Linked DNA regions of Homo sapiens: regions 1, 2, 4, 5 and 6 are each linked to region 3. Evidence: chromatin loops called from intact Hi-C (ENCODE). Cell type or tissue: HCT116. All regions are shown on one strand.

What was found. A loop is a pair of places that touch in the nucleus more often than their neighbours do. Peaks named below come from ENCODE experiments on the same cell type or tissue, not always from the same donor. Only the 100,000 strongest peaks of a DNase experiment are listed, where the experiment ranks them.
Region 1: it touches region 3 in a loop (9-fold over the local background); 97 of 110 quality-filtered maps call a loop at or near these places.
Region 2: it touches region 3 in a loop (5-fold over the local background); 3 of 110 quality-filtered maps call a loop at or near these places.
Region 4: it touches region 3 in a loop (10-fold over the local background); 80 of 110 quality-filtered maps call a loop at or near these places.
Region 5: it touches region 3 in a loop (2.3-fold over the local background); 20 of 110 quality-filtered maps call a loop at or near these places.
Region 6: it touches region 3 in a loop (4-fold over the local background); 15 of 110 quality-filtered maps call a loop at or near these places.

Annotation. Positions count from the first base shown.
Region 1 is chr1:99,705,150-99,710,149 of GRCh38, forward strand. It overlaps FRRS1 (ferric chelate reductase 1), which reads right to left. Exons shown (of 17, transcript NM_001361041.2): 16 at 4,049-4,110; 17 at 1-3,971. The coding sequence ends at 3,879. Among named protein-coding and RNA genes, the nearest start is that of FRRS1, 59 kb to the right of the region's middle. In HCT116, a CTCF peak has its summit at 2,601 (motif pointing left); a DNase peak (open chromatin) is centred at 2,592.
Region 2 is chr1:100,457,478-100,462,477 of GRCh38, forward strand. The region is part of intron 8 of CDC14A (cell division cycle 14A); the gene reads left to right. Among named protein-coding and RNA genes, the nearest start is that of GPR88, 78 kb to the right of the region's middle. RefSeq lists an enhancer at 4,671-5,000. In HCT116, a CTCF peak has its summit at 2,234 (motif pointing left); a DNase peak (open chromatin) is centred at 2,224.
Region 3 is chr1:99,178,188-99,183,187 of GRCh38, forward strand. No RefSeq gene overlaps it. Among named protein-coding and RNA genes, the nearest start is that of PLPPR4, 84 kb to the right of the region's middle. In HCT116, a CTCF peak has its summit at 2,273 (motif pointing right); a DNase peak (open chromatin) is centred at 2,294; H3K27ac peaks cover 343 bases.
Region 4 is chr1:99,479,258-99,484,257 of GRCh38, forward strand. LINC01708 (long intergenic non-protein coding RNA 1708) reads right to left here. Exons shown (of 3, transcript NR_125951.2): 2 at 857-980. Among named protein-coding and RNA genes, the nearest start is that of LINC01708, 6.0 kb to the right of the region's middle. In HCT116, a CTCF peak has its summit at 2,324 (motif pointing left); a DNase peak (open chromatin) is centred at 2,314.
Region 5 is chr1:98,792,266-98,797,265 of GRCh38, forward strand. No RefSeq gene overlaps it. Among named protein-coding and RNA genes, the nearest start is that of SNX7, 130 kb to the left of the region's middle. In HCT116, a CTCF peak has its summit at 2,200 (motif pointing right); a DNase peak (open chromatin) is centred at 2,216.
Region 6 is chr1:99,683,872-99,688,871 of GRCh38, forward strand. PALMD (palmdelphin) reads left to right here. Exons shown (of 8, transcript NM_017734.5): 4 at 2,805-2,919; 5 at 3,059-3,092; 6 at 3,205-3,318; 7 at 4,904-5,000. Among named protein-coding and RNA genes, the nearest start is that of PALMD, 40 kb to the left of the region's middle. In HCT116, a CTCF peak has its summit at 2,035 (motif pointing left); a DNase peak (open chromatin) is centred at 2,020.

The DNA.
Region 1 (5,000 bases), 530 kb after region 3:
TCGGAGCCCCACAGCCTGCCCATCTGTATGCTCCCCTAGATTTGAGCAGTGGGGCACTGAAGAAGCCAGCCACATCCCCATTCCACACCCTGCAAGGGGGACAAGGGAACATTTCCCGTTTCACTGAGAAGGGCATTCCAGGCTGGTAACCATCTGTGACCTGGGTGCAGAGATGAGCTTGGTAGGGGCTGCACAAGGAAGAAAGAAGCAGGATGTGGATAGGAACTGTGAATATCCTAATCTGATTTAAAAAGGACTCTTAGAAGAATCTTTCCTTTCATTCCAACCTATAATGGATTATCTTAAACAAGGACCTTTGTTCTTTTTTTCCCTGCCTCATGAGAATATACAGATAAATAGAATTTCAGCCAAACACTACATGTGCCCTGAGAGCTTCCTAGTTGGCATCTGCTGCATTTGTCTTTTCCCACTGCAGCCTGGACTGGTGCAGGATGTGGAAGGGATGAGGTATTGCTTAACACACATTAGAGACAAAATCCTTGACAAAAATAAAGTACTAAAGTGAATTTGATTCATTTACTTGATAACCCATACTATAGACTACCTTTGCCCTTAAGATTGATTTCTGCAGACCAGAGAATTTTTTTATTGCCTCAGCTATTAATGCCAGCCCAACCACAATTTTCTAGAATTTCTTTCATTTCTTTCTGAAAAGCACACACATCTTTATTTCATATTGCATCACTTCTTTAGAAGAAAACATGATTTTGCTCATTGTTTTTGGCAACATTGCTAAAGATATAAAAGCATTTAATTTAACAATAATTACTATCAAAAGAAATAACTTTTGAAAAACTTCCCAGAGTGTTTATTACAGAAACAAAAAGAAAAACTGAGAGGAGTGAAGACTAGGCATTTGCAATTTGTGGATACCAACCACCCATAAGCAGAAGAAGAATAATTTGGTTCTAATCAAAAGATTTGGTCTATTTGGGGCCAGGTGCAATGGCTCATGCCTATAATCCCAACACTTTGGGAGTCTGAGGCAAGGGGATTGCTTGAGCCCAGGAGTTCGAGATCAGCCTGGGCAACAAAGGGAGATCCCTTCTCTACCAAAAAAAAAAAAAAATTTTTTTTTAATTAGCTGGCTGTGGTGGTGCACGGAGTTGGTGCCTGTAGTTCCAGCTACTCTGGAGGCTGCAGTGGGAGGATCACTAAAGCCCAAGAGGTCAAGGCTGCAGTGGGCTAAGATCGCACCACTGCACTCCAGCCTGGGCAACAGAGTAAGACCCTGTCTCAAAAAAAAAAAAAAAAGATTAAATGCAAAGGCTTATTCGGGGAACTCTGTATGTAAGTTGGCAAAGACCAAAATAGTGCCAACATATGAAGCACTGAAAAAGAAAAAGTTAAAATATCTTAGCCTCAACACTCGAAATATAGCAAGCCCACATATTTGAAGACCAAACACATCAAGACTCATCTTTCCCTTAAAAGAATTTTCAGCTGGGCACAGTGGCTCGTGCCTGTAATCCCAGCACTTTGGGAGGCTGAGGCGGGTGGATTACTTTAGACCAGGAGTTTGGGACCAGCCTGGCCAAAATGTGAAACCCCCGTCTCTACTAAAAATATAAAAATTAGCCGAGACTGGTGGTGCACACCTGTAGTCCCAGCTATTCAGGAGACTGAGACAAGACTCGCTTGAACCCAGGAGGTGGAGGCTGCAGTGAGCCAACATTGCACCACTGCACTCCAGCCTAGACAACAGAGTGAGACTTTGTCACAAAAAAAAAAAAGAGAGAATTTTTCTTTGTCAGATGTAGAATATAACTTAAGAGAAATTTATTAACATTTAAGCTCCTTAGTATAGAAAACTGGAGGAAAATAACTTTAGTACACACTTAATTTGCTATACTAAATTTTTTTAATAAAGACCTTCAAAAGGAAAATTTAGATTATAAGTAGCATGGCACATATAGAATATGAACACAGAAAGTTCATATCTAAGCCCTAAGCCACTTATGATAAACACCTATAAAAGGAACAAAAACTAAACTTCCACATTATTTTACCCAGTAAAAGATGTAGGCTATTAGTAGAAAGTTGGTTAAGTAAATTCAAAAAATAAAAATATAAAAAAGAAATAATGAGAAAATTTTTGAAAAATATTAATAAAATAAAGATGTAGGCTACATAGCTGAGGCTATTATTCACACCATATAGAAATTAGGTTCTCGGGCCAAGCAGAAACTATAACATAATCAGAAAGAATACCTAAAGAAATAAAGTATGACTTCCTAAATTTTTTATTTTAAAAATGCCCAGTTTATTTATTTGCTTTGCCTAAGATAGCTGCATTCATTATTACAGGGTCAGGGGACTTGTAAAAACAAATATCAATTATTATAAATAATCACAGAAAACAAATAAACTGGAAAATAAACAGCGGTTACTAATTTAAGGTTTTAACCCTTACCCCAACCACCCAAAAAAAGTAGCCATTTTTAAAATAAAGATTAAGAGTTGGTGGAATTTAAGGGAAATGCCATCCGGTAATGTTACCTAAATACTAGAAAGGAATCAGCACAAGGAAACAGGAACAAAGCAGTGCAGTACTTCGGTATTACAGCGCCACCCACTGGCTAGAAGTCCTCATAGCACATATGAGATGTAGCCATAAAATAGATGAATTCTTGAAATAAGGAATATAACACTGACTATTCTGATTCAGTAGAACATAAAAAATGTCTAACAAAACAGAACCAGACACATTATATTATTTCTACAAGTAAACAGAATATCTATTAGATATGTTCACAAGGGTTTTATCAATTTTGAAATCCAAGTGTATAATCCCCAAATGCTGTAAGGACTTAAATTTTATAGCCAAAACAATTAACACATAAAATGCTATTTCATCTCTGTAGCTGAATACATAAATAGTATCTTTAAGTAAAAGATGCATACTTGCATTTCATTGCTAAGCAATTCATAATATATTTAAATGCTGGTAAAACCTACAATGGCATCTGCTTCACTTCTACCTTTACTAGAGAAGTAACAAAATACACTGAGCAAAGGATATGTCCAAAAAACTAAACTGAAAAACAGTTTCTAAATAAAGTCCACAGACCATTCAGATAAACTAGTAAAAATAGTTTTTCTTTAAAGTACCACAGCACCTTTGTAGTTCAAAATATATTTACCATAGGCTGGGCGTGGTGGCTCACGCCTGTAATCCCAGCACTTTGGGAAGCTGAGGCAGGCAGATCACAAGGTCAGGAGATCGAGACCATCCTGTGAATGGTGAAACCCTGTCTCTACTAAAAATATAAAAAAAATTAGCCCGGCATGGTGGCGGGCACCTGTAGTCCCAGCTACTCAGGAGGCTGAGGCAGGAGAATGGTGTGAACCCAGGAGGCAGAGCTTGCAGTGAGCCGAGATTGCACCACTGCACTCCAGCCTGGGCGACAGAGCAAGACTCTGTCTCAAAAAAAAAAAAAAAAAAAAAAAAAAAAATATATATATATATATATATATATATATATATATATATCGTAATATATCTCTTTATTATCCTAGTGACATCTGTTGTGATTTTCCAAATCACTATTTATTTTCTTAAATACCAACATTCTTAAAATCTTGGCATGAAATATTTGAGAGTTACTTCTCCTGAAGTACAATCTTTCCTTTAAGACCCAGAATTACATATAGGGCATGACATTAATTTATAGTCTATATGACCCTCTTGAATGTTGTTCTCTAAAGGCTGGACTTCAGAATTCCTCTACAGACATGACCCCAGTCTTCCAAGTGAGAATTCACAAATATGCTCCAGGCAGTCAGGACAGGCTTCAAGTTTCTTTGGTTTGATGATAATTATCACTTGGCCTGCAAAAGCCAAGGTCTTTGCTTGCTCATAGATGGTTGATTGCAGATAAAAATATGATGAGAAAAGTAACATTCCCACAGACATAAATTGCCAACACTGCCTTTTTAAAAGCATGACCCTGAAAGAAAAATTGAGATATGAAAAAAAAAAGTATTACCATTAAGGTTTGTGTCAATGAACAAGAAAAGGACTTACCTCTGTTTCCACTGCAGTAAATGACTGAAGGATCTGAATTCTGTCATCATCCAATATTTCAACTGTCAAGAATAATAACATAAGTTTTTAAGGGCAGCGTTATGCAGGTAAATTAAATTTTTTAAAAAAACCTGATTTGTACTGTTCACCCCAATTTCCAGGGTAGAAATTCTCCCACTCCAAACTACTAATTATTGCAGACTTCCTGAACAATTAAGCCTCTCACAAATGTGGACAATCTGGCAAGAGCACACATTTGTTAAATAACTTAAAATATGCCTTCTTCTAGTCATTAAACACCACCTCAAAGTCATAACGATCTAAGCTCTTTGGTTTTATTTTTGATTGACAAAATATTGTATATATTCATGGTGTATGACATGATGTTTTGATATATGCATACATTATAAAATAGCTAAATCAAACTAATTAACATATGATAACTATCCAGGTTTTAAGTATATATGTATTTTAGACAGTAAGCCATCAGCCAAGCATGGTGGCTCACACCTGCAATCCCAGCACTTTGGAAGGAAGAGGCGGGTAGATCACTTGAGCCCAGGAGTTTGAGATCAGCCTGGGCAACAAAGTGAGACCCTGTCTCTAAAAAAATTTAAAAACTTAGCTGGGTATGATAGCACGTCCCTGTGATCCCAGCTAGATGGGAATCTGAATCAGGTGGATGGCTTAAGCTCTGGAGTTCAAGGCTGCAGTGAGCTATGATCACACCACTGCACTCCAGCCTAAATGACAGAGTGAGACTCTGTCTCAAAACAAACAAACAAACAAACAAAAAAACAGTAAGCCATAATTCAGTGGTCATCAAAAGCCCCACATATATAAGCCTATCAAGGATCAAAAGTAGCAGGACAGATATGTACTACTCAGCTCCTGAAGCCACCCCAGGCTCTCCTAAGTTTACAACATATACACTAGACAACAAAGAATTTTT
Region 2 (5,000 bases), 1.3 Mb after region 3:
AGACAGGCTCTTGCTTTGTTGCCCAAGCTGGAGTGCAATGGTGTGATCATAGCTCATTGCAACCTTGAACTCCTGTCCTCAAATGATCTTCCTGCCTCAGCCTCCCAAGTAGCTGGGACTACAAGGCACAGCCCACCACACCTGGCTGGTTTTTTTTTTTTTTTTTAATTTTTAGTAGAGATGAGGTCTCTATGTTGCCCGGGCTGGTCTTGAACTGCTGGGCTCATGTGATCCTCCTGCCTCCCAAAGCACTAGGATTACAGATTTAAGCCACTGAGCCCAGCCTGTTAATTTATTTTTGGATGAGATCTAAGTTGTTTATCTCTTATTCTTACTCTTTTTTTCCTTTTTAAATTTCATCATCTATTTAACCAGATGAAGTTTTTCACTTTTTAAAAACTGCTGTGGTTGGCATAAATGTTCATACATCTTTTTGCAGCTGTAGTTTCTTCTCTAAATTGTTAGAAATAGAATCACTAGATAAAAGGATACGCAATTTTGTATAATAAGTTATAAGTGTCAAAAATATTTAAAACAATTTTTGGTCCTATATTTAATATGGGGAAAAAATTATAGCCACCATTCGCTTACCTGCCAGGAAGGGTGCTAAGCCTCTTGCATATACATCATCTATTTAATGATCAGAACAACCCTCTGGAGCAGGTGGTATTTATTTTATAGAAGAGAAGCTGGAGGCTTACAGGAATTACCTAACTTGTCCAGGTTCATAGGCCAGTAATTGTTGGCGTGTGGATTCAAACATTGGTCTGTTTAATTCTGAATTTTGTGTTGTTTTAAATTTTATTATAGAGGATGTACATGCTCACTCTAGAAAATTTAAGTAATATAAAGAGTAAAACTCTTTAAAAACATCATATAATCAAGAAATAATCACTTTAAGATATCGCTCTATATGCATATTTTATTCTATGCATGTATTGTGCCCTGTCATATTGACATAAAAAAATCTGAAAGTACATTTATCTCACCTTTGTCAGCTTTTATGATGCCTAGAACAATTTCATTTAAGGCTGCCATTGGTAAAATATTGCTATTTTACTGGAATTTCCATTTTAAGATCTAATATTCACTAGAAGCTTCACTATACTTTTTTGTAAAGTACTTTAACTTTGTAAATGCTTTTTGAAGTTGAGAAAATAATTTTGTGATGGAATTAATAAACCTGATCCAATTACAGTGACGTCTTGGTAATTTTTTTTTTTTTTTGAATTGAGAAACCTGTGTTTTTCTGAGGAGGCTGAAAGTCATTTTAGAGGCTCGTTAGAAAAGCTGAGGTTTTAAAGAAGTGATCAAGTAGCTGTTGCTAGGAGGTAGCTAAAGGAAGCTCTAAAATCTTGGGATCTGGGCAGAATGTATTATAAGAGCCTTAAGTGTGTGTTTGTGTCAATAGGGAACACTAGGAGTTTCTTTTAGCCATTTTGATTCACATTGTTTTGACAGTGGGGAAGAGAAGAGCCCTACTTTTTTTTGTTAAACATTTTTGAATTGATAAATGATGGATAACAGCAGAATGAAACAGATATTTTGGATTTCAGATTTTCTGTAAAAATGTCTCTTAAGTGTCACTGTCATTCTCACTTCTATTTAAACACACACACACACGCACACACACACACACACACACACACAGAGAGAGAGAGAGAGAGAAAGATAGCTTCAGACTGAGAATCCCGACCATTTGAGGCATCAGCCTGCTCCTTTAATGAGAGAAGCCCAGTGTCCCGTTTAGTAAAGAGCCTGGGCAGGTTGAAGCCTGGCTCCATTCCTTTTTGGCTGCGTGAACTTCAGTGAGTTCCACAGCTTCTCTGAGCATCAGTTTTCCTATATATCACAGTGGGAGAAATATGATCCTCACTGCAGGCACCTAGTGAGGATTAGAGATGTTATGTGAAGTGCCTTGCAGAGTATTGGGCACACATAATAGGCGTTTATTAGATAGCAGGTATTATGGTTACATTTTTATCATTAGCTGGCCTAATCAACAGATTTTATGTCTTTCTACATTTGCCTGCTCAGTTTGCAGTTTTTACTTTTAATAATGACTGAGTGAACTAGTCATTTGACTCTGCTGTTCTTCAGTTTTCGAACTTTAAAATGAGGGCCTGGGAAGAGATGAATAAAAACATCTCTTTTGACTCTGATACCGTGTTCATGTGTTTGGTCAGCTTAACTCCAGGACTTTGTTGTGGTTCAGTGATGCCAGCGCACCATCTTGTGGCCAGATGGAGTAAGGGTCGGATGAAGGCTCCATAAGTTCTGGGTCGGCACATTATACACATTGCTAAAACCAATCTCTCGCAAAAAGCACTCACGTACATCCGTAAAAGCCACAAACAGTTGTTCACAGGTCATAGGACATTTCCATTGTTCGTTATAATTTATTCTAAACAGTTTTAAGGATTTTTATAAAACCTACTCACCAATTCTAACCGCTCATGTTCATATCATGTTCTCTTATTTGGAGTCTTAACAGATAGAATCAAGTTGAATCTTACTTGAAATTAGCCCCAGCATGGGTGTTGGAATCTGACTGCCAGGATTGAAATACTGGCTCTACCTCTTACTAGCTGTATGTGTACGGGCCAGCTTTTCCAGGCACCAGAAATTGAGTAATTGTAGGTTTTAATGAGATAATCCACATAAAGCACTTAGCATAGTGGCTAGCATATAGTAAGTGCTTGATAAACGTTAGGTGCAATTATTGTTGTTATTATTATTTCAGTGCCCTGTTGCCATATTTGGACAATTTCTGTCCAGTGTTTTCTTCTCAAAAGATGTATACATCGTTTCTCTTAATAGTCTATTTAGGCATGTTAGCTATGCTGCCATTTACTCATGATGGAAATTCATATATGAAAAGAGAGATTCTTGCAGCCTTTGTTGCAGGGAGGAAGGGGATAGGCACTGAACCAATTGCTAACACAACGTGTGACAGGTGCTGTCATGGAGGTCCCAGGCATGCTAGCAACCCAGAGGCAGAAGCTCTCACCAGCCCGCCACACCAGGGCAGGCTGCCCAGGTGTTTATGAGCCCTTCTCCTCCCCATTCCTCACATGATAGAAAAACCGTTACTTCTTAATGCCAACTACAGTTCTTTTTTTGCTTTAGGCTATAAATCTGTTGCAGGGAAATAATTTGAGCAAGTAAACCAACTAGGAAAACAGACTTGATTTTTGCAGTTAGAAAAGCATGTTTTCTCCATGTTTGTGTAGGTTATTGTTTCTACACAGAAGATTTTAAATAAGCTCTGTTTTACCTGTTTGCTCAAAAGCAACATAGCCTGTGAAAATCACATATCTGAGCTGTGGATTAATTGGTCCTGCCTTCCAATTCTGTCTTCATCCTTTGTGTGACCTGGCCAAGTGTACCAGTTATGGCTGTCCAACTCTGGTAAAAGGCAGTTTTTGGAATATGTTGGGTAGCTCATAGACTTTAAGAAAAGGCTGGAGAACTAGGCTTAGAAGATGAACAGGACCCAAGTGGGAAAATGGGAACCACACTAGGCATTTCAAACATAAAGCATTTAATACAAGGAGTTTATTTCAAAGAAGACTAAAAAGTAAAAAGGCAACACTGAAGAAACCAGAATATGTTGGAGAAAACAGCTAGTACCTTTAAGGCTGGGGGGACAAAAGGGACAAAAGTGGAGTTAGCAGAACCTGCTCCTGTTTTCTGCTGCTGAAGTGATGCTGCCAGGAGGACAGGAAGAATTCCCTTCCTCCTCCTCAGGTTGAGGTTTAGTGCCTCCCATTTTTACAACCAATAGGAAGCCAGATAGAAAGGTAGTCTGGGAAATGTAGGGCGTAGTATATGGACTCCAGCCCCAGTGTCACAGAGCATAAGAGTCGGCTTGGAGCTGAGAGCTGACTAGCATAACAGGGATCCAAGGCAGCAAGAAATACAGCCAAGCACACAGCGTGGAAACAGTCTGGTTCACTTTGCTGGCTGCCGCCACCCCTGGAACCTCCCATCATGAATGGGTTCCAACTGAGATAATTGCACTCAGCTGGTATGTTAGGGTTCAGTGAATTCTGAATGGGTTACAGATGTGGCCATCAGTGTGCTGGGAACTTAGTCCCCTGAACTTTTGGAGCTGCCATTGCAAGGCCTGCAAAGGCCAAAGCCCCCAGTGGTTGCCTTGGCTGATTAGCTAAGGCTAGGTCTGTAACCCAGCTGACTGTGTAGCTCCCAGGAATACTCACATGATGGTGGAGCCACTCAAAAATAAAAGGGGATTTAAAGGTGGAGCATCTTCCTCCCTCAAAAAAAGGAAGTGTCCACAAAAGTTATTGTTTATTTTTAACTAAAAAAATTTATATTTTAATTGATAAAAATTATATATTTATGGTGTACAACAACTTTTGAAATATGTATACATCGTAGAATGGTTAAGTCAAGTCTTACTTAAGTATTCACATATTTATCATTTTTTGTGGTGAGAAGACTTAAATTTTACTTTCTAAATGACTTTAAAGTATATAATACATTGTTATTATAGTCACTATGTTGTACAATAGATCTCTGGGACATACTCCTTTCTAACTGAAATTTTGTTTTCTTTGACCAATATCCTCCCAACACCCCCTCTTTTAGTTTCTTAATCTGTTAAATGGAATTAGCCATACTTAAGAGATGGTTTTGAGAATTTGAAATGATACGCAATTGTGACTTGTACATAGTAGGTGCTTAATAATAATTGCTTCTGGGGAGCATTGTACTACAAATTAAAACTATACATATGGCAAAAAAGCTTCAGCTGTAGTTGAAAACTGTTTGTCAAGTAGAGAATAAAGCTCAAGAGAGAATAAAGTCACCATTCTAGGTCTGTTATGCACATTTGATTACTTCAAGAATGCTTTTGTCTTGGGAGTGGGAAGAGTATGCTCCCAGGATTCGAATCTAGAGGTTGAGATTTTGAACTTTAATGATGTATTTTCAGTACTTACAGAAGTTTTCTTTTTAACCTCCTGTGGTGCTTA
Region 3 (5,000 bases):
AAAGATATGCCCTAAATCGTGCGCCCAGTGTCTGGAAAGATACAAGGTTTTGCCCCACCAGTGTGCTAGAACATGTATTAGCCAATATGCCTCTAATATAAGAGAAGATTGGCAACACCATCTGCTTATTCCTACCCCCACTGACAGCACTGGGGGACCCATCCCTGCTTAACCACACTGCCCACCTGTCCACGGTCCTGGATTATCCATACCTCTCAGGGTTATCTCTCATCGTAATAATCATTGATTTATGTATTGAACTCCGTCACGAGTCTACTTGAGTTCCAGGACGATATCTTATTTATTTTTGCTTTCCTAGCACATTTTGGTTAGCAAGAATTAACAAGGATGATTTAAAAAAAATAAGGGTGTGCTAATATTTCCAACTGTCCTATAAAACGATTTTTGTTAAACCCATTTAACAGATGAAGAAATCGAAATTCTAAGATCAAGATCTCACGGTTTGAAATAGCCATACTATTGGAAACCAGATCTGAATCTGAAGCCTGTGTTTTCTTCACTATAATGACCCACACATGTGCTCAGGGTTGTTTGTGCATTTACTGACTGAAGACAGACTGTGAAAATTCCACCAAGAGACATAACGGAGTGTTTTCAATGTATATATAGGCTAAGGGGAGATTATTTTTGCAATAACTCAAGTATTCAAATGAGGATTTTTCCCTTCAAATAGTTTTGGTCTGTGTTTTTTTTTAAATAAGGTTAAATTTTTTTCAGATTGATTTTATAACTTCTCTTTTATAATTATTTTTGTGGAAAAATTTAAAAATGTTATGAACACTAAGAATAACAATATTATACAATGAAAGTGTATAATAAGGAGAATTTCCTGGTCAGGGACTGGGTTAAAACTTCCTTCAAAGGGAGATATCTGAACTGAGAACCAGAGGATGAGTCCGTGTTAACCAGGTGAAAAAGGGAAGGAAAGAATGTTATTCCAGGCAGACGAAACCATTTGCAAAGGCCCTGTAGCAGGGGACACCATCCTAATGAGGAGGAATAAAAAGAATAAAGGTAACGGGAAGCAGAATGGTTCAGGAGGGGCTGAAAAGTAAAAGGCAGACAATTCATTAATTTTGTAAATATTTATGGGAAGCCTACCACACCCCTGCTAGTAATGTAGGTACAGAGGAATAAAAAAGTAATAAAGCATTTTTCTCTCAAGGAAATTCTTAATCTGGCAAAAGATGGCTAAACGCACACACACGCTTACCTCTAGATATAATGCAATGGAAGCGGTATTGTAATAGCAGTAAGAACAAAAGGCTGTGGGAGCACAATAGAAGGAGAAATTAATTGTGATTAAGGAAATATCAAAAGAAGGAATTGGCCAATATTTTATTGGGTAATTGACATGTTAGCTGATCCTTAAAGGTATTCCAAGCAACAGCATGAAGAGAAGCACCAGGTGTAAATAGTGGCCAGAAGTCTATTAAATAATAATTTGTTTGATGGATCTGTTTATTTTAAATCTCAGAGGAGGTTCTATTCTCTGCAGAAAGTAGAATTAAACTAGAAAGCAGTAACAAAAAGATAAACAGAAAAAAACCTTAATAATTGCTATCATGTATATAGGTGTTAAAACACGGTTGCGAAAACAAGTAATCACAATGAAAATTAGAAAATGTTTGGAAATAAATGTTTGGAAATAAATGATAACATGGTTGACATATCAAAATACATAACTAAAGTTATGCTTAGGTAAAATGTGCAGGCTTATGTGCATATGTTAGAAAAGAATATTGAATATCAACACTCTACATATCTATCTGAAGAAGCAATGAGAAAAGCAAATTAATCCAACGAAAGTTGAAGAAAAAGATGACACAGGCAGAAGCCCAATGAAGAGAAAACAAACATAAAATTAATAAAGAAGACCAAAAGTTGGTCCTTCAAAAATAAAACACAATTTATAAACCCCAAGGTCAAGAAAAAAAGAGAAGTCAAAAAAGTCAGAAATAAAAGCCAGGATATTACTTTAGATTTTATAATTGTTAAAATATAATAGAAAGATATAAACAATGTTATGTCCGTAATTTCAATATTTAAATGAAATAAGCAAATACCATTAAAATATTATTTTTTAAATAACGAAATAAGGATGGGAAATCGGAATTGTTCTATATCTTAAGGAAAAAAAGAAATGAAGAATCTCTTTATAGAGGTAGTTATACTCTTCTTTCTGCTTCCTACTAGCCAAAAGGTAACAATGTTTACTATCTCTCAGCATTTCTCAATTGCCGCCACTAGGTGGCAAACGTTTCCAAACTATTGCAGGAGCCTGCAGTGACTATCAGAGTTTGTTGGACACCATTTTGTGTGCTCCCCAACAATCACAAATAGAATATTCTAAAATGGTCTCATTATTGTCATTATAAGCACTCTCACTGTTTTCATGAAACAAAAGATAGCAGCAGGAACAAAACTGCACTGAAAAAAATCTAAACACAGGTTTTATTGCAAGAAATTGAAAACCTACTCTAACAATAGAACCTTCCACTTCAGGCTCAGAACAAGGCCAGCGAAGTGGAGCAGGCCTATCACAGATTCCCATCTCCATGACAACCTTTTCAGTTCCATGCACAATTAAAGCTACAGTATCAGTTTTTTTCAGGAAAAAAAAAATCTGAGTCCTGGCTAGTATTCATTTTTTATAATAGATTTGAGAAATTAAATTGATTCTAATTAGTGCAGCTGACTTAGTGGGTAATAATAATTCATTATACAAGCAGCCCTAACTCTCTTCTCCAAAAGCAAATGAAAATATATATTTTGTATGGTTTAATGTACTATCATTATCACTATCCTTTTTAGCTTTCTTTGACAACAGCTCTTTTGTGCCAGGCATTCTCGAAAATCCTGGCTTAATTCCCCTTCAGGCTATACTTGTGGATAAAAAAAAAATCTGTTCATTTCATTAGCAATTAGATTTCAGCCAGATGGTCTGGAAAGTGTTGGGACTCCCTCAGAATCCTGGAATAACCTTTTCTCCAGATACATGCTTCCTTTCGTCTTCTGAAGACATTTCTGGAGTTTTTAGTTGTTACTGAAAAAATGGGTAGAGCTCAGATTTCTGCTGCCCTGAAAGAGATTGTTCAGAAATTTTGAAGAGTTAAAATATATATATTCAAAGTGTTAAAAAAATGCAACTTGTAAAGAAAATTTAGTGGATCAAGAGTTTAGCGTATGGAGAACAAATGATTGGTGGAGGAATTTATGACAATAACATTTTCAAGTACCATATATGAAGATATTTAAAAATAGAGTGACCAGCTATATTTTTCCTTTTTAAAAAATTAATAAAGATATAAAAATGGGATGTGAGTTTTCATGTTATTTCATATAAGCAATAACATGAAAGACTAGTTGAGTTTAAGACATTTCTGAGATTCCTAAGAATGGAATCAAGGTGGTAAAACATTACCAAGAGTTATCATAGAATACTATGCCATGAAAATCATAAACATGTATTTTTTTTCTTCTTCCTAGAAATGTGCAAGTATAACTTTTCCTGAAATCAGACGACTGAGGCAGGTGACTCTTCATGAACCCTTTCATTACTAGCATCTTGTGATTTTTATAGGCATGAAATGTAGATACTATGGCACTGTTGCTTCATTCATTTTAACCATCTCTAACACCCTATGATGATGACCGGGAGAAATAAAGCAGCCAGTTTGCAATCCAGCTTACTTGTGGATAGATGTTGTCATTGCTTGAAGAAAGTATGATTACTACTACCTTTTTGCGTGGTCAAATTGAGACAAAGAAAAGTTAAGTGTCTTCCCCAGCACTAAGTCCAAGAGAGATGACATATGTTTTATGTCTGTCCAGCATGCCTTTGGTCAACCTCATTTACTTCATTCTTGCCTGGAAATGAATGGGGCTGGCTCAACAGTGGACATAAAACGGATGCCTAGACAAAGAGAAAGCTCTATCTCCTTGCCAAATGTTACATTGAGGAATGGGCATGGGTCATAGCTTTGCCAAAGAAAATTGTTTCCTCCCAGAGAACTCTGAAGCTATTGAGAAAGACATAATTTCTTTTTTTCTTTTTCTTTTCTTTTCTTTCTTTCTTTCTTTTTTTTTTTTTTTTTTTTTTTTTTTTTTTTTACTGAATCTTGCTCTATTGCCTGGCCTGGAGTGCAATGGTGCAATCTCGGCTCACTGCAACCTCTGCCTCCCGGGTTCAAGTGATTCTCCTGCCTCAGCCCAGCCTCCCGAGTAGCTGGGACTACAGAAGCGTGCCACCACGCCCGGCTGATTTTTTATTTATTTTTTATTTTTTATTTTTAGGAGAGACGAGGTTTCACCATGTTGGCCAGGTTGGTCTCAAACACCTGACCTCAGGTGATCCACCCGCCTCAGCCTCCCAAAGTGCTGGGATTACAGGCATGAGCCACCACACCTGGCCAGAGATAATTTCTTTTTGCTTGTAGGGCAAACATAAACCTGAAGTTATTGTCATCTTATAGGGAGAGCTTTTCAAAATGAAGCCAACACAGGTAAAGGGAAGAAAATATAGCTTACACAAACAATGTTTAACATATAGATTTAACACATGGAGACATAGAGGCCTGGTTAGATTTTTAACTGTAAGGTCGAGCAAGAGAAAATACCTCTAATGTTATTGTATAAGCTCCTTATAGCTAGAACCTGACAAACTCATCCAGATCTTTGTAAGTTGTAAGCATGGGATTTAAAAAATGTTAATTTTGCTTTTTAAATTATCATATAGTCACAGACTTTCTTGTACAGGTCTTTGAATTTTGATACTTTTATAGATTCAAATAACTACCACCATTATCAGGATATGAAAAGAGTTCCTTCTATCACCTCAGACTCCCTGGTGTCATTTCTTTATAATCACAGCACTCCATTCCCCTAATCTTTGGCAACCACTGATCTCCTGTCCATTTCTTTTATCTTTCTGGGAATTTCATATAAATGGAATCATGTGATATGCAACCTTTTGAGAC
Region 4 (5,000 bases), 300 kb after region 3:
CATAACAAACCTGCACATGTACCCCCTGTATCTAAAATAAAAGTTGAATTTTTTAAAATGAGACAGATGGTCCAGAGGCCATCTGCTTCTACAACTCACGTTTTTAAACTAAAAATTGTTCATACTTCCTGTGGTCATATGAATAATAAAATTTTCAGTTTTCAGTCTTCTATTCTCAGTTTAGGAAACCAGTGTATAAGAGGAATTAACCTGGGACTTAACCGACCTTTAGAAATGTAAATCACATTCAATATCCTTGGAAGATTTTCAAATATTTCCCGTCAAAAATTTAAGAGTGAACTAAATCTTCCCAAAGATTGGGTCTCAGAATAGTGCCAATGTCTGATACTTTAGGTCCAATTTAATAGAATCCATATTGACTCAGAATAAATCTCTCTTTGTTCCAAACTATTTAAATTATATGATTCTTTGATACTTTGAAGTGCAGCAGAGTAGACAAAGCACTCACAGGTTTCCCAACTTTTACTGCTGGTATCTTTCTGTTGTACCTCCAAAAGGTCATGTACTGACCTTCAAAAAATCTTTCCCTTTTACTTATCTGGGAACCCTTTCTCCAGAGCAGTCGCCAGCTTAGAGTGCAAATCTACCCCATTTAATGGAGAAGATGGTGTGGCATGAAATATAATATTTGCCATTATTCACTATTAGTTCATTCAATCAGCAAATATTATTGAGTACCTGATATATACCAGACCCTTGGCTAAATACTGGGGATATGGCGATAAACAAAATAAACATGACCCTTCTTCTATGGTGCTTAGGGATTAATATAATAGCTCAGTTGGACTTAGATGAATAAAATTATATGACATTTTAAGTTGTTTTATTTTCTTACCTTCAGACTAACTGATTTGTTCTTCTGTAGCCATGTTCAGAGGAAGGAACACTGTTCTACAAGCATCTTCATATTCAAGCTGAAATTACATTCTCCAAAGCCACCCAATCCTGGTCTTACTTATCTAGACACAAATTTGGGCTAAGTCAGCAAGATGGCAAATATCTCATAAACTATCAGTAATTAATTGGTATAGGTATCTGAATTATTCTGAGAAGCTGTACTGAGAAGGACACTGAGGCTACATTTAGTGAGACTGGAGAAAATATTGTGGTCTATTAGCAATATCTTTCCATGAGCTCAATAAATTAGAGTATGACAAATATGCTCAGTTATTTGCATTACCTGGGGGAAAACTCGGAGGTGACGTGGAGAGGTGTAATTCCAGATTAGGAAAGCAGGCAAGGGCCAAGACATAGAAACATGGAAAAGTATGACTTGTTCCCCAAAAGGCAAGTGGTCCAGGTGAATGGAATGCAGGATGGGTAGAGATATGAGAAAAGGGCCAGCGAGGATGTGTGGGCCCAGACTATGGATGACCTTGAATGCCCGGCATCAAGTTTAGATGATTTGTCTGTGAAATTCTCATGTGGTTACCAATCTTTGGTGATTCCCAATCTGAATCAAAGTCACATTCTTTCTGCTATTGGTTTTTCTATAATAAAAAGCTCTCTTTCTCCTCTAAACTTCCTTCTAACCAAGGCATCTGTTCACACATAAATTATCTCATTATCGTTAAAGTTAACATTCTTAAAATTCAACTCTAAATTGGATGGGCTCTATATTTACAGAGAACTAAATTTCAGAATAACCAATAAAACAAGGTGAGTTATGTAATTAGATTGCTGACATAAAGTCCTACCCAAGCTGTTTATGAGAACTATGTTAAGATAGATACATATAGCTCAGCATGTGTTTTTCTTACTCAAAGTAAAGATGAATATATATTTAGTGCACAAAGGATAGAATAATAAAACTATACTAAAAAATCCTGTTCTTTCCAAATGTTTAATTTCTAGTTTCTATGACATAAATGCCTAAATATTCCCTGAATGATTATGCAAAAATAAAATAAAATCTCTTTTTTCCCCCACCAACGTATCTATGTATATGTGTGTGTACATGTGTGTATGTGTGTGTAGGCTAAAGATAAGACAGTAGAAACTAGCTATGAAATTACCAGTGAACAATTTACTGCAACATCTAACATAGCATTCTTATAACTAAAATTACTTAATGTACTAAAGAGTTAAGTTATATAATGCCTACAATTTATATAGTGGAGGTCTCTTCATCTTTTAAAAGGTATACACTGTATGAAGAGGATAATAGTACTTATAGATTTCAAATTGAAAGGCAAATGAAAAAAGAGACTCATGGAAAAAATAATGGCTCAAATGTATTCTGTCAAAGAATAGTCTCAGGATAGAGAATGCAGTCCAAAGAACTGAATATTTGTCTATCTCTGCCCCCTTGTGGTGGTATGTGCCTCTCAGGTAAGATAAGCAAATTTTTGCAGAAGGAAATCAAACACTTCAGGTTTGAAAACAGACATAAGAAAGAGTAAAAATAGAAGTAAATTATTACATTTAACACAGAACAGAATAATTTTACTTCCATCAGTATGTGTATACTTAATAAAATATCTGTGGTTAAATTTTAGGAGCTACTGGACCAGAATAGTTATAAATGTGAAATGCTAAATTAGCCTGAGACAGAAACAAACAGCAAAATTATGGTTAATTTTTATTTTAGATCTTCAAAGTGTTGTAGTGGTAATTATATAGAGATATGTTTTACCCAGAAACTGTGTAGGATTATATGACATATGTTATTCAACCACAATGATGAATGTGTATTGAAGACCTTCTATATGATGGGCACTTGATTAGATCTCAGGGAAAAAAAAGTCAGTACAGTCCTTGACCTCATGGATTCTATGCTTTATGAGGAAAAGAAGACAAGCTACAGATAATCACAATAAAAAATTACAATCTCAAGGTAATGTGTGAAGGAAGAGAATATGGTTCTCTTATATATATTTATTATTCTATTAATAATATTAAATATTAATATATTTATTTATTAGAGCTAATAAAAGAAATAGATCTAGTGTGGGAGGCTAAAATGAAGGAAAGAGTGAGAGAGGCTGTGAATATATGGGAATTGTCTGTAGTTTCTGCTCAATTATGCTGTGAACCTAAAGCTGCTCTAAAAAATAAAGTCTATTTTTAATCAAGGAAGAAAAGCAAGAGGGAAAAAGAGGCACAGCGTGCTGGGATAGGCAGGAGGAGGGGTGCACTAGAAGGTATACAAACAAAGCTCTGGGCAAAACAGTGGCAGAGCACATTCCAGGGCCTTACAGTCAGTGCCTGGAGCCCAGAGAGGGAGAAAGGTGTCCCAGGAGCATGGAAAGGTGTTCAGAAGCCAAAGCTTGCACAACCATCTAGGTCATATAATGAATTTAGGTCTTTAGGAGTAATAGGGAACTACTGAAAGCTTTCAAAGAGTCGGGCAATATAGTCTGTATTTTAGAAATATATTTTAAATATTTTTAAATAAAATCTTAAATGAGGATAAGAGAACACCAAATAATATACGACTTTAATTAAATGTCTGATATGGTTTGGCTCTGTGTCCCCACTCAAATTTCATCTTGTAGTTCCCATGATTCCCACGTGTTGTGGGAGGTACCCAGTGGGAGATAATTGAATCACAGGAGTGTGTGTTTCCTGTGCTGTTCTCGTGATAGTGACTAGGTCTCACGAGATCTGATGGTTTTAAAAATGGGAGTCTTTCCACACAAGCTCTCTCTCTTTGCCTGTTGCCATCCATGTAAGATGTGACTTGCTCCTCATTCCCTTCTGCCATGATTGTGAGGCTTCCCCAACACGTGGAACTGTGAGTTCTCTATTAAACCTCTTTCCTTTGTAAATTGCCCAGTCTTCAGTATGTCTTTATCAGCAGCATGAAAACAGACTAATACAATGTTGGTTCATACATGTAGTGAATGCTTACTAGGTGACAACCTTTGTTCTAAGCTTTGCAGTTTAAAAATGTAATGTTCCCAATTCCATAATGTAGACAATAGACTATTATAGGAGTTTCAACAAAACTTGGACTAGAACCAGGGTAATGGAAATGAATGGACATTTGAAAAACGTCTAGAATAACCAGTGACGGGTTGATTCCTTGTTTCTGGCTTATGCTACTGGATGGATGGTGGCCATATCCTAAATAGAGAATTCTATGGCTCACGCCTGTAATCCCAGAACTTTGGGATGCCAAGATGGGTGGATCATTTGAGGTCAGGAGTTTGAGACCAGCCTGGCCAATATGGTGAAACCCCATATCTACTAAAAATAGAAAAATTAGCTGGGCGTGGTGGCAGGTGCCTGTACTCCCAGCTACTTGGAGGCTGAGGCAGGAGAATCTCTTGAACCCAGAGGTAGAGGTTGCAATGAACTGAGATCATACCAATGCACTCCAGCCTGGGCAATAGAGCGTGACTCTGTCTCAAAAAAAAAAAAAAAAAAAAAAAAAAAAAAAAAGAATGCTAAAAGGAACTAAAGTTTGGAGAGTTCAGATAGCAGGGACCAGAAGAGAAGAATATACCTACATTCAGTCTTGGAAACACTGAATTTGAAGAATTTCTGAGACACCTAAAAGCAGGTATGGGCCAGGTCGAGGAAAGAAGAAAACGTCAAGTCAGAGCAGCTTAAGAAACCTTGGTTAAAAAAGAATAAATGGCTATCACTTAAGAAGACAGCTGATCATCTCAGGGGGAAGAGAAACTTCAATTTCACAGAAGAAATTATGGAAACTGGAGAAGTTGGAAGTTTGGGAAATTTGCTGGTGGCAAATAAGCAGCGAAAAATCACTAAAAATCAGTTCACCACATGGCTTATTTCCTGAAAACCAACCCATCAAACATAGTGACTTAATAAAAATAATCTTATAAATTTTAAGAGAAATATTTTGATTTGATGACTGAATATAAAACAGTACATATGTCATAAGTAAAATTTTAAGTTTCATGTAGAAATTACTCATTTATACTGATTTTTATTCCTTTTAAAATTTCATTTTTTATTGAGCCAACCTTTTAGCATTCATCTGTTTTCATTTACAGTATTTTTAATCT
Region 5 (5,000 bases), 390 kb before region 3:
GCAAGTTTGTATTGGGAAGAGAGATGAATATTTCAAGCTCATATTCATACTGCCTTGGGAGGAATTTGTAATCTGGATCCCACAGCTGTTGCTAAGTGAACCAATGGGGTCGTTTTCCTCTGGCTAAGCCAGTAGGGGGTTCCCAAAGCCTGTCTCTCCTGCAAGATGCTCTCTGCATTTTTATTACTTGCTATAGCCTTAACAACTGTGTTTGGAAATGCATGATTTTTTTCAAAAAAACCCTCTTATAAATTATGTATGTCTCTATTGACTTAAAATCACACTCATTCACAGGTTCTGTGTTTGGGAGAAAACAAAGAGCATTTGGATGGGGCTGGATTCTTAAAACATTTCTCAAGACAGGGAGCTAAAAGGAAAGACTAACTTATCTGAGTATTATATGTGAGGGTTTCTGAGGTGATTTCATAAAATCTGGGGAGGGGGGAGTTGTGTGCCTAGCATGCTGAGATGGGGTCCATCCGTTTTATCTGCCTCTCCTTGGTAGCACTGTGCTGCTTCAAAAATGGACTCTAGATCTTAAGGCTGGAAGGCTTTGTGATGGCATGAGGCTGTCAGCTAAGGGACAGTAGAAGGGATCACGTTTTAGAGGAAAGAATTTTTTATAAAGTAGACATTGGGGACAAACAGTTTGTGCCAAATTTTCTATATCACTATGCAGCTCACAGCAAAACAGTGCTTTGCATATAGTAGGTTCTCTGCAAATCTTTGTTAGTCTCCTATTGTATTCTTTGGTTTTAGATTTGAGGAATTCCTTGGGTCTGTTTAATTCGTTTACTTTTGAAGGATAAACACATAAAGATATATTAGCAAGATATGGTTATATAATATAAACATAGCAGCCTCTGAAAACACTTGCTGTTTTTTTGTTTCCATGAAACTTGCTTTAGAAAGAAAAAAAATCAAGATTTTCCCCGATATTGTTCTCGTTTTTAGAGTTTCTCACTTTAATCTGAAAGGAGGCATTGAGTTCTTTGAGTCACACTGTTCTTATCCTTGACCCACTTAATTCCTAAAGTTGATTTCTTGTTTTTAAAATGCACATTACATCATCTGTTTGTATGAATAATTGCAAAAAAATGAACTTATGGTTAAAAATCCCCTGTGATTCAAAAAGCTGGTTTTTATGACTTTTAAGTGTGCAATATTGAGTTGATGAACATCATAAGTCTTTTTTTTAATTTAACAGCAATATATTTCCCTCACTGAGCTTTGACCGGGTCTTATGAAGAGGATTCTCAAGTGGAGCCTCAGAGAGCAAGGCAGTCATTATTGACTTTACTAAAGCTTTTGTGAATATATGTTGCCATATCACCAACATTTCCGTGATTTAAATTCAACACTAAATTGGCTCTGGTAATGTTAACCAACAGATTGGATGCAATTCCAGTAGCACATATTCTGACATCTTATCTAACGGATCTTAGCTGTTCTCCTGCAGAAATAAGTTTGGAGCAGGGCTGCAATGCAACCTTAATTATGGGGTAGATGGGCCAGCTACAATAGGATGTTCTGCTGCTAGATGTTCTGTTCCAGAGAAGGATGCAGTCAGTTCAAGCTGTTTTTGACTGATGTTTCAGATTGTGGTCTAGTAAACAGGTCTGAAAATAGCTACTTTTTTAAAGACTGTAAATTCCTGTAAATTAGGGTATGATTTAAAAATTAACCCTAAAAAGAATAAGTGTTGAAGGATGGAGCAACTTTCAGTTTTGAATTACTAGCTGGATGCAGTAGTACTCCATTCTTAAAAGACAAGGAAGCGGGTCATTAGAGAGGATGCATCTAAATGCTATGTGTCAGAAAGGAAAGGAAAATGGAGTTTCTTTACTGCTGAAAAACTGTGTAATTAGCTGAGATAACAAGCATTGATATTTATTGTTGTGGAATGCAAGGAAGAAACTGAAAAACAAAACTCCTGGTGTCTCCACTCCACATCTGCTGAACTAATTTGGGGGTAATTTTATCATTTTAATCTGCATGTTGCTCTTCCCCAGTTGCTAAAGTACCCTGGTGCATACCAGATGTCAGACATTTAATGAGGCCTCCGAGGTTTGGGATAAATTTGATTGCAGGTGTTTAATGGCTGTCAGGCCTTTGGACAAACCCGTAAGCTGGTGGTTCCTGGTTTGCAATGATTCACAGTACTCAACTCTTTAGTAAATGTTAGTGGCCATTCTAGCCACTAGGAGGAGCTGGAGGCTACTCCATCCACTACTCAACAGGCAAGACTGGTCCAGATGTAAGAGCAAAAGATTTTACTGTAGTAGGGTACTACGGAGTCAGTACTATAAAAGATGGATTTAGATCTCAGCCCATAAAGATATGACTTGAAGGAGCATATAGTGGTTAAGAGTGATGGTTCCTAGGGTCTAGGTTTCAAGTCCTGCAAAATAGCAAATTTTCCTAAGTCTCAGTTTCCTCAACTTTGAAACAAAGTTAGTATTAGTACCTATCCCTTAGGTTGTTGTGAGCAAGAAATAAGATAATCCAGGTAAAGAACTTAGCTACACTGTTAGTACTGCCTCATTAAATTTATATATATATATAGTGATCTGATGCTTAGGTGTTCACTTTATCTTGGGGAATCCTCTTCTGTAGAGCTTGGATTCCAGCTAAGGTAGATGATGACTTGATCACCTATGCTAGGATCATCAGTTCCCTTACAGATGTAGTTTAGCCTAGTACTTTGAAGCACAGATTCTAGAGGCATACAGTTCTGAGTTGGAGTCCTGGTTTGGACACTTAGTAACTCTGTGACCTTGGGAAGGTTATTTAATCTTGTTAGATCTCAGTTTTCGTAATCTTTATATGAATAAAACAATAATAACTTAGTTACGTAGTTGTTAGGATTACAATGAAATGACTCTTGGAACTATGTTTTCAATAGTATCTCGTGCATGGTAGTACTCAATAAATGTTTTCTAGTATTATTATTCCTTACTCCCAATACTTTATTTACTTAAAAAAAATCTTCTGTTCTCTCTATTATACTTTACTTCAAAATTTCAGACATCATTGGCTATAGAAAATTTTTTTATAAGACAAGTAGGTCTTCCCATTTCCCCTGAACTAATTACAACTTTGATTCTGATCATCTCTACCTCGGTCACTTTAAGATTACAGACTGTTGGATCAGAATATACAGTGTTCATTTTCTTATTCTTAGATGTCTCACATTTTAGCTAACATGCCTGGATTTGAAGACCTGTTAAATGTGATATTGTGAGAAAGAACCTCTCAACATTAGTTTCCTCATCCTTAAAAAGGGACTAATAATATCTAATTTATAGCATTGCATTTTAAAATACTCTTATTTGGGTAAAGCACAGTGCCTGGCACATGGTAGGCACTCAAAAAATGAGCCAGATTGCTGAGGAAGATGGGGGTTGAGGGGCCAAGGGGTTCACATAAATTTTCACCTGGCTTCTTAATTTAATCCTTTCTCTTCCTTCCTTTGGGATAGATGTTTTCTCCTTTGTCCATTTTTATTTCCATTACTTTCCATGCCACTAGATCCAACCTCAAAATCTACCAGCCATTAAGTAAGGAAATATAAGCTGGTGCCAGTTGTATTGATCACTGATGCTTTGGTATTTTCATTGCTGATGGGAACAGTAAACAAGAACTGAATACATTGTTTAGATTCTCAAGAAAGTCAAACATTAGGGGGCTGTCAGGCTAGGATGGAAATCCGTGGACCATTATGGTTGGAAAAGGGCAAGGAGCCGATGGTCAGGGCCAAGTAGGAAGACATTTGGTGTATCAACGTATAAGGGACTCTAAAACAACTACAGCCCTTGAAGACATGGTGCCATTTAATTCAGGTTTCTACATGTAATTCCTTTTGTAGCTGGCCTCTTTCATAGTTTGGCTTCTGCCAAATTGAAGTGCACTTTGGAGTGAAAATTAAAACAAAACAAAGCATTCCTTGCCACCTGTGATGGATCTCTGTTGAGAATTTTTCCAACAGGTGACAATCACTCTGAGAACAGCCAGTTGACAGCTGCCTGAAGTCAGCAGTTAGAGCTGAAATTGAAAAATGCATGTGATAGTGCTGTTTAGTGAGAACTGGAAATTTTACCCCTAAACTTTAAATGCTCTAATATACCTGCCAAGATGTTTTCTGATTTAGAATATTGCAAAAGAAACTAAAAAGAGAGAAAGAACTACCGAGAAGGTAAAAACATTTTGCTGACATAAAAGACACTAGAAAAGAGCTTTCAATGGTACTTTGAACAGAACTTTGTAATATATTCTTATAAGGTACTTCTATATTCATGCATATAAACTATGAATAAAGAAAACTACAAAAGAAAAGAATATTCCAAATTAAGTTAGAATATTACATTAAATGCAGTGCATGTGACTATCTTAGTTATCTTAAATACAATGAAAGAAGTATAAAAAGACACTTTCTCTCTATTTTAATAAATAATTGTTGGATGGATATTTTGGAGATAGTGGTTTAGATGTGCATGGAATTACTAGCTAGTCCAATTTATCCATATGTCTAGATGTGACTCTGGTATGGAGTACAAGATATTCTGTTATGAAGTTAGATGAGCTGTCTCTGCTTTGATAAGAAATAGGCTACTAATATGTCTAGTGATAGAGATGCTGAGAGTTAATCCTGGATAACAAATGAAGGGGAAATTAAGTGAAAATGTTAGCAACACTGAACTCGACAAGGTTCGTTTTGCTATGTCACATTCCATAAGTGTTGACTCATCATCTCTAACATATCCTCTAAAGTTGGTGAAGATCCTTTTATCTGTTTTTAAGGGATGTGATCACAGACAGAAATTTTATTTTATGTATTTGCTACTTCTAGCATCTACAGCTAGTTACTGGAATCTCTGTATTCCAATTAAAAGTTTCTGGGAATAAATGGGACGGGAGTGGAGAGCAGAGAAAGTAAAATGCCCTGTGTGGATCAGGTTGAACAAGGCATGGGGCCATGAGTTAAAGTTCTTTAAGGGTAA
Region 6 (5,000 bases), 510 kb after region 3:
TCCATCTCTCTGGAGCACACTCCCTTTGAAACCCTCATGTTTCCCGCTCTCACTTCCTTCATGTCTCTGCTCAAATGACACTTTATCAGAGAAACTTCCCTCACCACACTGTGTGAAATAGTGCCCCCTCCTCAGGCTTTCTCTATATTCTTTATCTTGCTGTTTACAGCCCCTATCCTGCTTTTCTCATCAAAAATATTTTTTCTTCATAAATAAATGTGTTTATGTGTATATATATGTATGTACATACATCTGCAATATATACATATTTGTATTACACATTTATTAATGCAGGGATTGACAAACTATGGCCCAGGACCAAATCTAGCCCTGGCCTGATTTTGTACAGACACAAGCTAAAAATGGTTTTTATATTATTAAAAGGCTGTAAAAGAAAAAGGGGAAAAAAGATGAATAAGAAACAGAAAGCATATGTGGACTGCAAAACCTAAAATATTTGGCATCCGGCCCCTTATAGAAAAAGGTTGCCAGCCCCTGTATTGTCTCCCACTAGAACATAAACTCCTTGAGCTCAGGGACTTTGTTTTGGTCACTGTAAGATCCCCAGCACATAGAAGAGTGCCTGGTTCAAAGTAGATGCTAAGTAAATATTTTTAAAAGAATGAATGAATAAAGACAATGAGTTTTATTGTTTGTTTGTTTGTTTGTTAGCCCAGATCTCACTCTGTTGCCCAGGCTGGAGTGCAATGGTATGATCATGGCTCACTGCAAGCTCGACCACTCGGGCTCAAACAATCCTCCCACCTCAGCCTCCCATGTAGCTGAGACCACAGGTGTATGCTCAGCTAATTTTTTTTAATATTTGTAGAGACTGAGGTCTCACTATGTTGTCCAGGCTCATCTCTAACTCCTAGGCTCAAGCAATCTTCCTGCCTCAGCTTCCCAAAGTGCTGGATTATAGGCATGAGCCACTTCTCTCAGCCCAACACTGAGTCTTAGTGAGGTCAGGTGACTTGTCTAAGGTCACACAGGAAGCTGGCAGATGAACCAGGTTTCAAACCCAGGTCCACCTGATTCCACAGCTAGGCCCTGATGTGCAAGAGCTGCTTGAAGCAATGATTTGAACCTTCTTGTTTTCTACCAAAAGGCTTTCCTTTGTAGACTGTCTCTAACAGGCAAATTAGGTAAGCACCCTGTGGGACAGGGGATGAAAAAAGAAAGACATACAGTATGTTGCAGAAAACTTTTAAAAATTATATCATAACATATTTACATCTGATATCAACCATATTCAATGTACTTTCATATACATCATCTCTTAGTGTCACCACATATCTGTCTGTATATGGTAATGAGCGTAATCTGTAATTATGCTCATTACACACATTACAAAACAGAGTTTCAGAGAGGTTAGGGGAACTGGCTTTCACAAGAAATGAGTAGCAGAGACAGAATTGAATCCAGATTTATCACTTTTAGTGCAGAGCTTTCCCCTTTACCAAATTGGACCAACATATATCCCCACAGCTCTGCTGAAGGGTAAAAGTGCTGCCATGGATGTGGAGGAATTTTAATAAAATGGCAGTCACAGTTCAGTCACTTCTAAGAAACCAGGGGCTACTCCATTTCACTTAGAGGTCTGTGGCATACAAGAAAACCTCCTCAGTTATAAACGGCAATCTACCAATGGCCAGAGGCAGCAGCAAAGTAAGAACTTTGAAACTGAAGCAATGAGCAAGAGAGCTGTCAAGCTGACCACATCTTGGGCTTTTACTGGTGTGACAATAGTGCAGCATTTTTGAGCTGCCAGGCCCATGACCATCTTCAAGAAGGAAGCCAAGAAAACTGACAGTTCTCTTAGCTGACACGAATATCCACAGCTGTCACCTCCTGGACCAGCTGCTGAATCTAATCAGCCATCCTCTGAGGCAGCTGACTTTAGAGCCTTAGTGTATTTGGCTGAGAAACCATGTGTGTTACGTGGCTGCCAAGGGCCAGCCTTCTGCGTGATTGCCAGTGTCTCTATGTTTTTATAGAGGAGAGGTCACGATGCTGCCCCCTGGAGTTCATTTGAATCTGACACGCAGCTGTACACTGGCCAAGATACCAGCTCAGAATGCTTGCAACAGTCTAGTTTCAAATGTCTGTCTCTTTGTTGCTGTAAGTTCCTTATGCTGTGTCAGGCCATGTGTGCCCTACCCCCCGCCCAGAAAATGTAGCCTCTATAAACAGCAGCAGTTGAAGCTACTGTACTATATTTGGTCCATTTCTGCATCTCTTCACCCTCCTCACTATAATATGGCCCAACTCTTAGGAAACTGAAATTAAATCAAAGTGTCATTTTCAATGGTAGAATATGCAAGAATTTTAAGTACTAAATGACTATGATTATTAAATCAGTTTAATAATTATAATGTTTTCTTCAAATAATTTATATGATGACTTGGATATGAAAACCTGATGAACTACATAATAACTACAAATGTACCATTCCTTTCGGTACAACTTTAAACTTATGTCTCTGTATTTTAAAAATCTCTTTTATTTGGAAATAACATTAGTAATTGCAATGAAGAACATGGAGCAAAGGTCAAATGCTTTACCTAATATATTCCTTTGTCAAAAAAAGAAAACTTGAAAATCGTTCAAAGTCGGGCATTAGGTATCTTCCATATATTAAGTATCATGCTTAGTGTGATGCTAAGTGTGACATTATATTCTTAGAAAGTGTCTGGCTACTTACATGCATATTCCAAGGAAACTTTATATATGGGGAAGACATATTTGAGAACTCCGCATTTGTACTGTGTTAAGCAATAAAAAGTATACCTTTTTGTTGTCAGGCTTGAGAAAGAGATCCAAGATCTTGAAAAAGCTGAACTGCAAATCTCAACGAAGGAAGAGGCCATTTTAAAGAAACTAAAGTCAATTGAGCGGACAACAGAAGACATTATAAGAGTGAGCATTAACCAATTTTAAAACTGTAATTCTCTCTCAAAATGAATCCACAAATACTATATAATTTTTCAAAGCATATCCACATTTAGATTCTATTTTTTAAACTGTATTAATCATGGAGAATTCTTTTTTCTTACAGTCTGTGAAAGTGGAAAGAGAAGAAAGAGCAGAAGGTATGTTTTTGAATAACTTATTTTATGTTAAACTAAGTTTTTTTGGTAATTTGAAATTGTTCCCATTGTAAATATATTCTAAATGTATTTTGAATTCATATTAATTTTACAGAGTCAATTGAGGACATCTATGCTAATATCCCTGACCTTCCAAAGTCCTACATACCTTCTAGGTTAAGGAAGGAGATAAATGAAGAAAAAGAAGATGATGAACAAAATAGGAAAGGTATATGAGAAATCTGTGTTGAAGGGCATGTTCTTAATTTCAGATTTTACAGTGTCAAATATTCACAACTTGCTATGACATATTATTCTTCCAGGTTAAGCAATGGTTCACTTTACAAAGTTCTGTGAGTTATGTGAGTCACCGCATAGGTGAGGATAATGAGGGTATAATAATAGCATTTATTCCATGCATTTTATTCCCTAACAAACCAGACAGGGATAAGGAAGATAGAGACCCAAAGGAGACAAGAAGCTCTTAAAAGCATAGATTCCCTGGTCAAAAATATTTCTCCTGACATATTCCATCCAATAGAACCTCTTTGGGGGTTACAAAGATCTTTTTTGAAAATGAAAATATTCCTTTGGGAAGCTTAGGCCTTATTTACCTCCATGGGAAATTGAGTTACATAAAACTGATGCTTCAAAGCTTCTAGAAAAATGAAGGTTTGCATTAGAGCAGAGAGGAAAACTTTGAATTTTACAGTGGAAGGAAAAGCTACTCTTTATTTGCAGATGGTAGTCATTTATTCATTCAACAAATATTTAGAGAATAGATACTGTGTGCCAGGTTCAGTTAGGCACATAGTAGGTATTCACTAAATATATCATGGTAGGGAGTGCAATACAGAGAATAAAGCAGAGAAGCTGGACAGGGAGAGTGCAGATGAGGGGTGTTGCAGTTTTTCTTGGGTAGTCAAGGAAGGCCAAGAACCACCAGGCTATAGAGGAGGTAAGAAATACAAAATGGGTTCAGAAAGAAAGGTGGGAGGACACAACAAAAGCAAGCTGTAATTTTGCACAGAATTCTATTCGCTTTACCTTTCCTATTGAAATTCCAGCCATAGGGATCTTACTTAGGTCATGAAGCAAATCTCAGCTTCCCCAGTTCTCTCCAGTCCATTTGTCTCAGTGCAGCTGATATTGCTGTACTTTTTAGCCCTTCCTCTACTTGAAAATGGGAGTGAAAATGAAAAGAAACATAAGGCAGAAAGAGAAGTGTGTGATTGTAGCCTTCTCCCTCCCGTTTCCATCCCAGTTCTACATTTAAACAGCCTCTCCACTGTGAAAACTTTAGAACACACCTCTATAATTTCACCAGGCTGCTGGCCTGTACAACAAGGATGTAACTTTATAAAATATACTGTACTAGGCACTTTGCCCACTGTGATGCACAGTCCAACATATTCTTCTTGACTAAAGAAGAGATTGATTCTGCCCATTGAGAAATGCAAAAGAAAGTATATCCATCTTGCTGAATTTATTAATAGGAAAGAGGATATCTTTTTCGGTTCCCCATTGAAATTCTTTCCTATTTGGAACCATCAGCTTATCTTCTCTAATCAACTTCTCTTCTTCAACCCTTTCCATTTTTCAGTACAATTCCCTACACCATTACATAAAAACCCGTGTTATTCCAGTTGGTCATGATATCATTAATGAGTAAAATCAGAAATTTAAAAAATAGACAACATCTCACATACAAGAACATGAAGGGTCTACTTAATATAAAAATAAACACAGTGAAAGCAGGTTAGTTTACAAAAGAAAAGTTAACTAAATCAAAGATCAAATTTGTTTCTTAACAGCTTTATATGCCATGGAAATTAAAGTTGAAAAAGACTTGAAGACTGGAGAAAGTACAGTTCTGTCTTCAATACCTCTGCCATCAGATGACTTTAAAGG